Regions from separate parts of the Mus musculus genome. Here region 2 is linked to region 1. The links are chromatin loops, found by intact Hi-C in ENCODE. Cell type or tissue: heart. All regions are shown on one strand.

The links. Peaks named below come from ENCODE experiments on the same cell type or tissue, not always from the same donor. Only the 100,000 strongest peaks of a DNase experiment are listed, where the experiment ranks them.
Region 2: it touches region 1 in a loop (2.2-fold over the local background); 3 of 42 quality-filtered maps call a loop at or near these places.

Annotation. Positions count from the first base shown.
Region 1 is chr8:111,781,096-111,786,095 of GRCm38, forward strand. All of the region lies in intron 5 of Cfdp1 (craniofacial development protein 1), which reads right to left. Among named protein-coding and RNA genes, the nearest start is that of Gm39252, 29 kb to the left of the region's middle. In heart, a CTCF peak has its summit at 2,099; no DNase peak of the experiment used is centred here.
Region 2 is chr8:111,715,897-111,720,896 of GRCm38, forward strand. It overlaps Bcar1 (breast cancer anti-estrogen resistance 1), which reads right to left. Exons shown (of 7, transcript NM_009954.3): 2 at 4,803-5,000. Among named protein-coding and RNA genes, the nearest start is that of Gm51589, 23 kb to the right of the region's middle. RefSeq lists an enhancer at 309-2,486. In heart, CTCF peaks have their summits at 2,258 (motif pointing left) and 3,546 (motif pointing right); DNase peaks (open chromatin) are centred at 855, 1,245 and 2,115; H3K4me3 peaks cover 1,440 bases; H3K27ac peaks cover 3,950 bases.

The DNA of each region.
Region 1 (5,000 bases):
AAATTAGGCCAAATGCACTGTATGCATCATCCTGGTTCTCTATGTGCAGCAGTACTGACCTTCTGTAATCATGACAAAGTTCCCTACAACTGAGTGGTAACTACTGTCTGGTTAAGGATACACGCGTTCCATGTTCTACTTTGCTCTGTGCCCTCAGTGGGACTCTGACTCACTGCTCTCTGTAGAAAGAGTCTGCTGCTGCATGCCTGTGAGGCCCTGGGCTACCTGTCTGTCTATAAGAAGCCTGGAAAGGAACTGAAGAGGAGGCTCCTAACGAAGTGACTGGTAGAACTTATCAGTAGGATTGTGAGAAGGCACAAGACCGTCACTCCCTGTAATCTTTAACACCAATCTCAATAACCAGGCACCAACAGAAGAGGTTTTGGGTTGAAAAGGTTATTTAGAATCATCTTTTCATCCCCTGATTACAATCATTCAACAGAGACAGCAGCCCCACTGTGCTCCCAGTAGGAACACAAAAGAGCCACAAGGCCTGATCTTTGGCTATGAGAAAGAAATTAACGAAAAGGGTAACAAATAGACAAACTGTGACCATTTACTAAAAGACCCCAAAGAAGACATTGCTGAGGGGCTGTTTAACCTTATCTCATACCTGCATTAATCAAACTCCACTTCAGGGAGGTAGAAACCTGCCATAGTCCACAGTGGTGGGCCCGGGACAAGTCCAGTGCTCCACACCCCAGCTGCTGTGCTGGACCTCACAGAACAGGGACACAAACCCTGTAGCTGCGCGCACTCCAATTTCTACTACTGCTCAGTTGGGGAGAAGTGGCTACCTGCCCTGGAGCTCACTGCGTACAGGATCCATGCCTTCCCCTTTGCTATTTGAGTGTAGCCTTGGCTAGCCTGGAACTTGCTCTTGTACACAGAGCTGACCTGGAGCTCAAGAGATGAACTACCTGCCTGTGCTAGGATTAAAGGCGTGAGCCACCACACCCTGCCATCTTACTCACTGTGTCTCACCCACAGGGAGGCTTACTCAGAGTGAAAGGAGTGTTAGAGTTTTAATTGACCAAGGCCCAGATTTGACAGCACAGTTAAACAATTTCCCCTCACAACAAAAAGACTCAATAGCATGCTTGAAATGATAGATTAGGAAATTAATTCCAAAACTGGACCAGCAAGGACAGGGTTGTGTTTGGGAGCACAAGTGACCTTTCTTCATTCAGAGCTGGGCTCAAGTCTCCACTTCTCATATCAAAACTGGCAGAACCACTAATACACAAATCATCTGCAACTAGGTTCTTTGGCAGAGATTTATGTTTTCCTTAGTGTCTGTCATCTGTTTACAAGGGAGGGACACACACGAACTATTCCCAGGGCCATGCACAGGTCTGGCACCTTGTACGAAGGTGAAGAAAGCTCAAGCTGGGAATTTCCCATTGAGGGCTTGGGGCTGCTGGTCCTTTGGGTTTTCTTAGATTTAGCTGAAGTCTGTAAGAGTGAAAAGTACGACCCAATCCCTGGCTGATGTTACTACCCACCTGGTAACTCATTTCCTCAAAGCCCAGCATCAGAGCTGAGCACTCACGTAGAGGACCTGAGCCAGTGTCACAAGTCTCCCTCACCACTCGCACCTCTCTCACCACTGACACTGGAAAGCAGAAAAGTCCGGAGGAAGCCCTAAAGAACCTCATGGGTTCAGACCCCCAGAGGCCTCTGCATTACTGAAGCTGACAGAACACCAGGAAAAGCGTGGCTCCCCTCAGCAGACGGTGAGAAGGAAGCTGGCATGCATCTGCAGCTTCTTGGCTGCACACTAGCCCCGTGGTCCACAGATGGACTGCCTGCCCTGGTGATAACCCAAGAGGGAAGGCGTTTGTCGGTGTGGTCTGATTTCAGATTGGTTTTCTCCCTGGGGCAGGGTCTTGCACTGTAGTCCAGGCTGGCTTCAGATTTTTAAAATATGTGATTATTTTGATAGCAAAAGCCCTGAACTCCCGTCTCTTCAGAAAACAATGCTATGAGCCCCTTTCCATGGGCTAAGTGGGGAGGTCTGCTCTGTCCTGCTGTGGACTCTCAGCTGGCAATACCAAAGAGAACAATGTCATTGTAGCTGACTGGGGATCATTTGGAATAAAGAGCTCCCCCTAGGAAGAGCCATCTGATTACAGCCAGTGACATGAATCACCTTCCCCAAAGCAGCAAAAGTGCTTTCTTTAGCCACACAGTCTCCTGGATTCTGCTGTAACCAGGCCGTTAATTTGGGGACATTTACCTGGACCTGGGTGTTCTCAAGTGATACCAGTATGTGTGGCCTGCTGGATTGTCACCACACTCCAGGAGACAGCTAATGCCTCTCTCCTCAGTGCAGAGGAGTCTTCAGCTGATCTTCCCTTCTGAGACCAACCAACTCGGTGGGTCTGCATCTACACAAAGAGTGATCTATTATTTGTGCTTACTAACTTGCCTAGTTTAGAGCTTTTAGAGGGAGTCTCAGTTTGACCAAGTGTTAGCAGACTGGACCCCCTTTCTGCTTCTTTCTTGGTACACACAGCGCCTGTCATGCCTGTGTCACATATTTAACACAGAAGGATAAGCCAGGAGATGGAATGCTCCTGTGTTTGGCACTGAGTAACCAAGGCAGAAGACAGCCAGCCTGGGCTACACAGTGAGTCTCTTTTCAGGGTAGGCAGTGGGGGGGGGGGGGGGGAAGCAAAAAGCAAAAGGCAAATGGACATCACTTCCCAGCAAGAGCGTGAATTGTAAGGCATGGCACTTCACCTTCCTGCTATTTCCACTTCTGAGCAAGTTTATGACAGAGGACGACTTGGTTCTTCGAAGATCAAGATTCGAACTAAGCTAGTGTTTCTGTTTGCATGCAGATGCTTGAAATGTATAAAGCAGGTGTGGGTTGTAGCTTCAAAGCTGAGTTGTTGAATTTGCCCCTAACCAAACCCTAACTTGAATGAGATGCATTCAAGTCAAATAACTAAAGAGACTGAGAACTGTGGCCCACACCTATGATCCTAGCAGTACTCAGATGGTCAGGTCATCTCCTACAGGATGAGTTCCAAGCTAGCTTGGAATATACTAAGTATGGGACAGGAAGGAGAAAAGGAAGCAAAAAAGGAAGGAGGGAATCCTTAAATGCATGCTTCAACATGGATGAACCGTGTTGTACTACACTAAATGAAAGACAAGTCTACGAGACTGCAGGTTACATGACTCCATTTACATGAAATGCAAGTCCATGCAGACTAAAAATATTGTTAGGTTAAGAATTTCCATGATAGAGGGGAATGGAAAGGGCTAGAGAGCTGACAGTCAATGGCTGCTATTATATGAACTGCCCCTCTCGACAGCCCCTCCCCCAAAGGCTCAAGTACTAAAAAGACTTGGTTTCCAGATTCGTGCTGTTGGCAGGTAAGTGGATCACTAACCTGATAATGGGTCAATCTATTCATAGCTGAAAGAGCTACTAGGAAATGGAGCCCAGTCAGAGGAAGAGGATCACTGGAGGCATACTCTTCACTTACTTTAAAAACCTGATCAGAGCCGGGCGTGGTGGTGCCCGCCTTTAATCCCAACAGAGAGGCAGAGGCAGGCGGATTTCTGAGTTCGAGGCCAGCCTGGTCTACAAAGTGAGCTCCAGGACAGCCAGAGCTATAAAGAGAAACCCTGTCTCGAAAAAACAAACAAACAAAAAAGAATAAAAAAAAAAACCCACCTGATCAGACTTGCTATGTTGCTCAGCCTGGACTCAAATTCATGTTCCTCCTGCTCAGCCTCTTGTGTGCGGGGCTTACGGAGGTGTGCCACCACATCTAGCGACAGGCGTGTCTTTTCAAGATGCATTTTTGTCCCTGGACCCTTCCTTTTCTTTTCTCTCTGCTTTTGGCTACTGAGGTGAGCAGCCTGTCTCACTGTGCCTTTCTGCCAGTGCTGGCTAAGATGTCAACCTGACACAAGTTAGAGTCATTTTAGAAGAGGGAGCCTCTACTAAGAAATGTCTACACCAGACTGTTGTGTGGGCAAGCCTGTGGTACATTGCCTTGACTGATGGTTGATGTGGGAGGGCCCTGCTCACTGTGGGAAGTGTCACCCCTAGGCTGGTGGTCCTGGATGGTATAAGAAAGCAGGAGCCAGACACTGAGTAGTACAGCTTCTGCCCCAGTTTCCGCCTCCAGGTTCCTGTCCTAACTTCCTCCCTTGACTTCCTTGGATGACAAACTGTGTAGTAGAAGTATGAAGGAAATAAACCCTTTCCTCCCCTAGCTGTTTTTGGTCATAGTGTTTTCTCACAGCAATAGAAACCTAAGCGTGTCAGTGTCACATATCTGAAAGTAAGCTAACCACAGGCTGAACTTCTGAAACCAGGATGGGAAACACAAAACACCAAAGTTAACTAAGGAAAGGGCCAGCAAGAGATAAAGCAAGAGAAACTAGACGGTGTAAAGAAAGAACACATCTATCACCCCTGAGCACACACACAAAACATATAAACGTAAAACAATTTTTTAGCTAATAAACCTTTCCTCCTTGGGGCTATTTCTCTCAGGTATGCCACAGCGATAAAAGCTGACTAATAGAGCAAAGGGTGCAGGATTCCTTTCTGGGATAATGGAATTTCCCCTGGAGTGTTCTGTGGGAGCTGTTGGAAGACATGGCTCATTTTCCAGATTCTGGTTCTAAAACTGTGCGGCCAGACGCAAAGCCTGAGAAGCTGCCAGAAGCCAGCTAGCTCTACTCTCCATGGGACAGTCTCCTTCAGTAAAGCTATTCTGGACAATGTAACCTTTTCTCTACACACTGAACTTATGTGCCCAATCCATTTCTCATCATTCAGGGAAAAATAAAAGGAAACAAAAGAAACTTTTTAAAATACAAATGTTACTCAGATTCACAAAAGTCTCTTAAAACTGAATTATCATGTGGCCAATCAGAAGGCGTTTAGGCCAGGCATGGTGGCACATGTCGTTAATTCCAGCACTTAGAAGGTAGAAGCAGGCAGGTCTCTATGAGTTCAAGGGTAGCCT
Region 2 (5,000 bases), 65 kb before region 1:
TCATTCCCTGGGAGCTCCTTTTCTGCAGTGAAATGCAGGGTTTGTGAAATTATAATGACACCCCTAGGTGTTGTTCAGAGCTCCCTGGTTCTGGGCCACGAAACAGGAAGTCTCTATGGTTGGACAACCCAGTAGATTCCACAGAATAGGGTGCAAGTATGGTTACACACAGTCGACAAAATGGAACAGGAAGGGTACAAAGACCTGGCTCCAGAGGCAATGCCAGCAAGCAAGGGGCAGCCTGCACTGGAGTCCTGAGCACAGCAGGACCCCATGTCAGGGCTCCTGTGTCATGCCTGTTGGTACATATGACCTGTTAGCTGCCCTGCCCCAGAAAGTTCTGCTCAGCACGAGAATGACCTAATCACCATCACCTCTAGACTCTGGAGGCAAAGAATGCTGCCTGCAGTTGTAGCAAGCAGCCTTCCCTTGCTCACAGCATACTTGGTGGGACTAAAAGACACACGGGGCTAGAATATAAGGTCAGCTACATGGCAAAGGGATTCTAAGTGGAACCACAACCCTATGCTCTCTGTACCCACACCCATGGCTGCCTTGCCCACCTGAAAGGGTAAGCCCTCAGTGGGAATCACTGGTCAGAGAGAGCCAGCCGCTTCCTCCCCAGGGCCTTGACCCTTGGATCCATGGCAAAGCTAGGGCTCTGTATGGAGAAGAAGCAGGGTCAGGAGGTATACTCTGGGATGCTCATACACTAACCCCAGACCATGCTGTCCCCTGACAGCAGCATTCAGCCTGGTAGGGATGGAAATGGGCCAGGCAGCCTCCCCCCCACAAGATTCTCCAGGCAGGCTCAGGGTAACCTCCCCCACGGGGCTCCCTGCTCAGCCTTCTCCACAGAAAGGCCTTTTGTTTTCTAATCAAAGGGGATGTCTGGGACAGGGCTGACTCAGGGCCTCCACACACACCCTGCCTCCTTCAGGCTTGACATCCTAGGAGCCAACTGAAGCTTCGGCAGGCACACGAGTGCCATCTCCCCGTTCCCAGCCCCCACACGGCACAGGGGCACTCAGCAGACCCAGGCCTGACAACCTCCCAGGCAGCACATTTGAGCTAGGCAGTTGACATTCAGGCCAGCTGGGCTTCTTTCTGGGCTCTCCTGGCAGACAGCCTGGCAGGCTGGTATATGCGCCACTGTAGCAGCTTCAGGGTCTCCTCTGTGTGGTGTCCCTAGCCACCAATAACAGGGCCTGGGGGCGGAGTTGCAGCTGCCTCTCCAGACTCATCTCCCTGCTCAGGCCCCAGCCTTGAGTCCCCTCCAGGGTTATTTTTAGATGTTGGAACCTGCCCATGGCAGAGCAGACTGGAGCTGGAGGGACGTGGCAGGTTAGAGAAGCCTGTGGCAAGGCCTGAGGCTTCTCTAGGCCCAAAGCTTCCTAGGTGGGAATTCAAACCCCAAAGGGGCAGACAGTGCACCTCTCAGAGGCAAGCCAGGAGCACCCCTGCCTTGCCAGCAGCCATCTGGGCCTTGTGTAGTCAGAGCTGCAAGCCCAGGCCAGAGGCTCTCACCTCAGCCCCCAGTGGTTAGTCTAACGTCAAAGGGAGCTCCTATTCCTACACCCGAGTCAGGTGACAGTAAGCAGCTATGTTGGCTAGCTAACATTTTTCCGTTAGGAATTTTCTGTTAGCAAAGGCTTCGCTACTGCTCAACAGAGAAAGCAGGGAAGAAGAGCAGCTCATTATGGAAATGGATTCATCAGAGAGCTCCTGAGCCCAGCTAATCACTACTCCACTGCTCTCTGCACCTGATGCCCCATTAGCAGGTCCTGGAGGGAGGACACAGACAGACACACACACAGACAGACAGACAGAACGCACGTTAGGCTGGGCTGGAGAGAGCTGTTTTTCTTTCTAGCCTATACCTCCCCACAAGTTTGAAGGAAGAGGAAGACTGAACCCAGAAGCATATCCCAGCTTGCTGGTTCTAAATGGGGATGAAACTTCCCGAGTAGCCCTGACTCTACAGGGATCAAGGCAGGAATCCAAGCAGCAGGAGTCAAGTAGGGGGAACAAAGACAAGAGGAGTCTCTCTTGGCTGTTCATTCTGGGTTGGGGCCCCACCCCTCCAGACAGTTTGGCTGCTTATCTTTCCCACTGCAAAACGGACAACATCTCCCGAGCACGCCAGCTGCTGGCTTGGTTGCTCACTCTCTGTCCCTCCTCTGGGAATGGAGTGCCAAAGGGACATCAAGGGGCCTGACAAGTGCCTACCTGGCTGAGCATCACCACCCTCTGCTGGCCAGGAGGTGCTGCTGCCCAGACAGACACACCTTAGTTACTTGCGTTTCTCTCCCCTGGCAAGCGTAGTTCCTGACCCAGGAACGTTCCTTCAAAAGTGGCCTTGCAGACAGACAGATGCCTTCCCTGCGTGTTTAGGCTCTGTCCCTCAGCCTTTGGCAGAGGCTCCTGGGGATTCTGGACCTTGCTTCCTCCACCTACACTGCAGATGGCCATTCTTCCAGGAACGAGCTCTCCCAGGTCCACCCTTATCATTTACTCCCACAGGTAATACACGCTATGGCACTGTCCCCTCAGCGCCTGGAACAAGGGGTCATAGTTTCACAGATACCAGAGGGCCAGAGGTTTTTGAAAGTAAGACCTGAAGATGTAGGCACAAACGTGTACATTAGGTGTGTGCCGCTATGCTCTTTGTAATAAAATCAAGCTGTACAATTTACAAAGAGAGAAAAAAAAGAAAAAGAAAAAGAAGAAGAAAAAAAAAAAAAGAAAAGAAAAGAAAAGAAAAGAAGCCAGGTGGTGGTGGCAGCACACACACACCTTTAGTCCCAGCACTCAGGAGGCAGAGGCAGGTGGATCTCTGAGAATTTGAGGCCAGCCTGATCTACAGAGTCAGTTCCAGGACAGCCAGAGCTACTGTGAAACCCACCCTGTCTTGAAAAACCAAATGAAGCAAAAAACTATATATATGCATCTGTAAAAGACAAAGAGAGGAGATGCTAGACAAAACGTGCTAACATTTCTCAGTGATTATCCCGGGCAGGGAATTCTCTCTAGACTTTCTCATACACTGTGCACTTTCTATGGCAAACAAGCATTTCTTTCATGTTCATAAAATAAAAGCAGACATCATGGCTGCTCAGCCCGGGAACGACAAAGCTTTTCTTCCTCGGCTGTCAGAGTCTCAGGAACAGCAAAGGCAGGCAACACACAGCTGGTGAGCCTCTGGGTGGTGAGGGCTTCCTCCTCCTCCAGCCCAGACGAACAGCTGACCAAGCTTTACTGCAAGGGCAGGAGGTGAGGAACTGACTGGGAACGAGTGTGATAGGTGTGCACTGCACTCATATGTGGGGAGTGAGTGTGGAGGGGATGAACTCTGGCCTGTCTCAAGGCTCACTGGACACAGGATACCCCACCCCTCCCTCTCCACCTCACCCCCCACCCCCAGTTGGCAGGGCCTTGATTTGATGGTAGGCTTCTATGACCAGCTTTTCTTTCTTTCTTTCTTTTTTTTTTTTTAAGATTTATTTATTACTATAAATAAGTATACTGCTGCTGTCTTCAGACACACCAGAAGAGGGCGTCAGATCTCATTATGGGTGGTTTTTTTTCTTTTTTCTTTTTGTTTTTTTTTGAGACAGAGTTTCTCTGTGTAGGCCTGGCTGTCCTGGAACTCACTCTGTAGACCAGGCTGGCCTAGAACTCAGAGATCTGCCAGCCTCTGCCTCCCAAGTGCTGGGATTAAAGGCATGAGCCACCATGTGGTTTCAGAGATTTGAATTCAGGACCTTCGGAAGAGCAGTTAATGCTTTCACCCGCCATCTCGACAGCCCCTATTACCTGCGTCTCCTTGGTCACGTGACTAAAGAGGCAGGTTGTACAGTAAGTGGGTCCAGTGACTTAGCGATGGCTGGTGGTCAGATCCAAGGAATCAAATCCTCTGCAGGCCTGCTCAGGCCAGTTAGATGCCGAGCGTCTCTGTGGGCAGGCATGGGGCGATACTACCTGCTTTCTAGCTGGTATCAGTTAAGTTTTCACCTTGGCCCTCTGTGGCTTTGAAGACAAAGGCTCAGTGCCATAACTGAGCATGCACGAGGCCAATGTCTCAGCAGACATAGGTGGCTCTGGACGAGACATCATCAGAACACGAAACTGCCTTAGCTGAGCATGTGCTGCTGTGCCCACCACAGTCGGCTGCCTCTACCAGAGCCTCTGGGGCATGATCCTCGGTTCTCATTTAGTCCCTTTAAGTGACATACACCAGACAAGGTTCACACCTCGCCTCCCAGGCAGCTGGGTGGGACAAAGGCAACCGAGTGACATAACTACCCTCAAGACAGCTCCTTAGGAAGTGGGCAGTCTCTCTGGTCCCAGCCTCTGATGCAATTTCCAAGAGGAGATGCCTTGCTCTTCTCAGCTCTCCCTGTGCTGTCATGCTGAGGCTTTTCCTGGCCCACCCACAGGCTTTATGTTCACATCATATTTCCACTCACGCCAGAGTAAGCTGACCTCAATGTGGCTGTGCAGGCTCCTCCTCCCGAGCTCCTCCCCTTCAGGTTCAGCTATCAGGCCCTGAGAGAGACTGTCTTGTAGCCTGTGACTAACCTTTTCCATTTCAGGGCAGCCTACTGAAGACTTCCTCCTCCTCTATGGCCACCTTGGTGTCCCTACTCACCCACCTGCATCAAATAAATGGAGACATTTGTCCAGATACCTCCCTCCTGGACCTCAGACCAAATACATAATGATACTAGAGTGTGGGCACTGTGGTGGCCAGGTCCCTAGGCTGACCCCAGGGGGTTCCAGCTCTACCAGGTTGGCCTTACCTTTGCCGGTGGCTTTGTTCCCTCCCATCCGCGAGTGTCCAGAGATGGAGGAACTTGGTAGATGTCATGCCCTATGCCAGCGGAAGGTGGCACCTGATAAATGTCCTGGGCTGGACTTCCAGGCCCTGGGGGCACCTGGTAAAGGTCCGTGGCTGGGCTGGGAAATGAGTGATGAGGTGTTTGCTTGGAGAATGTGGA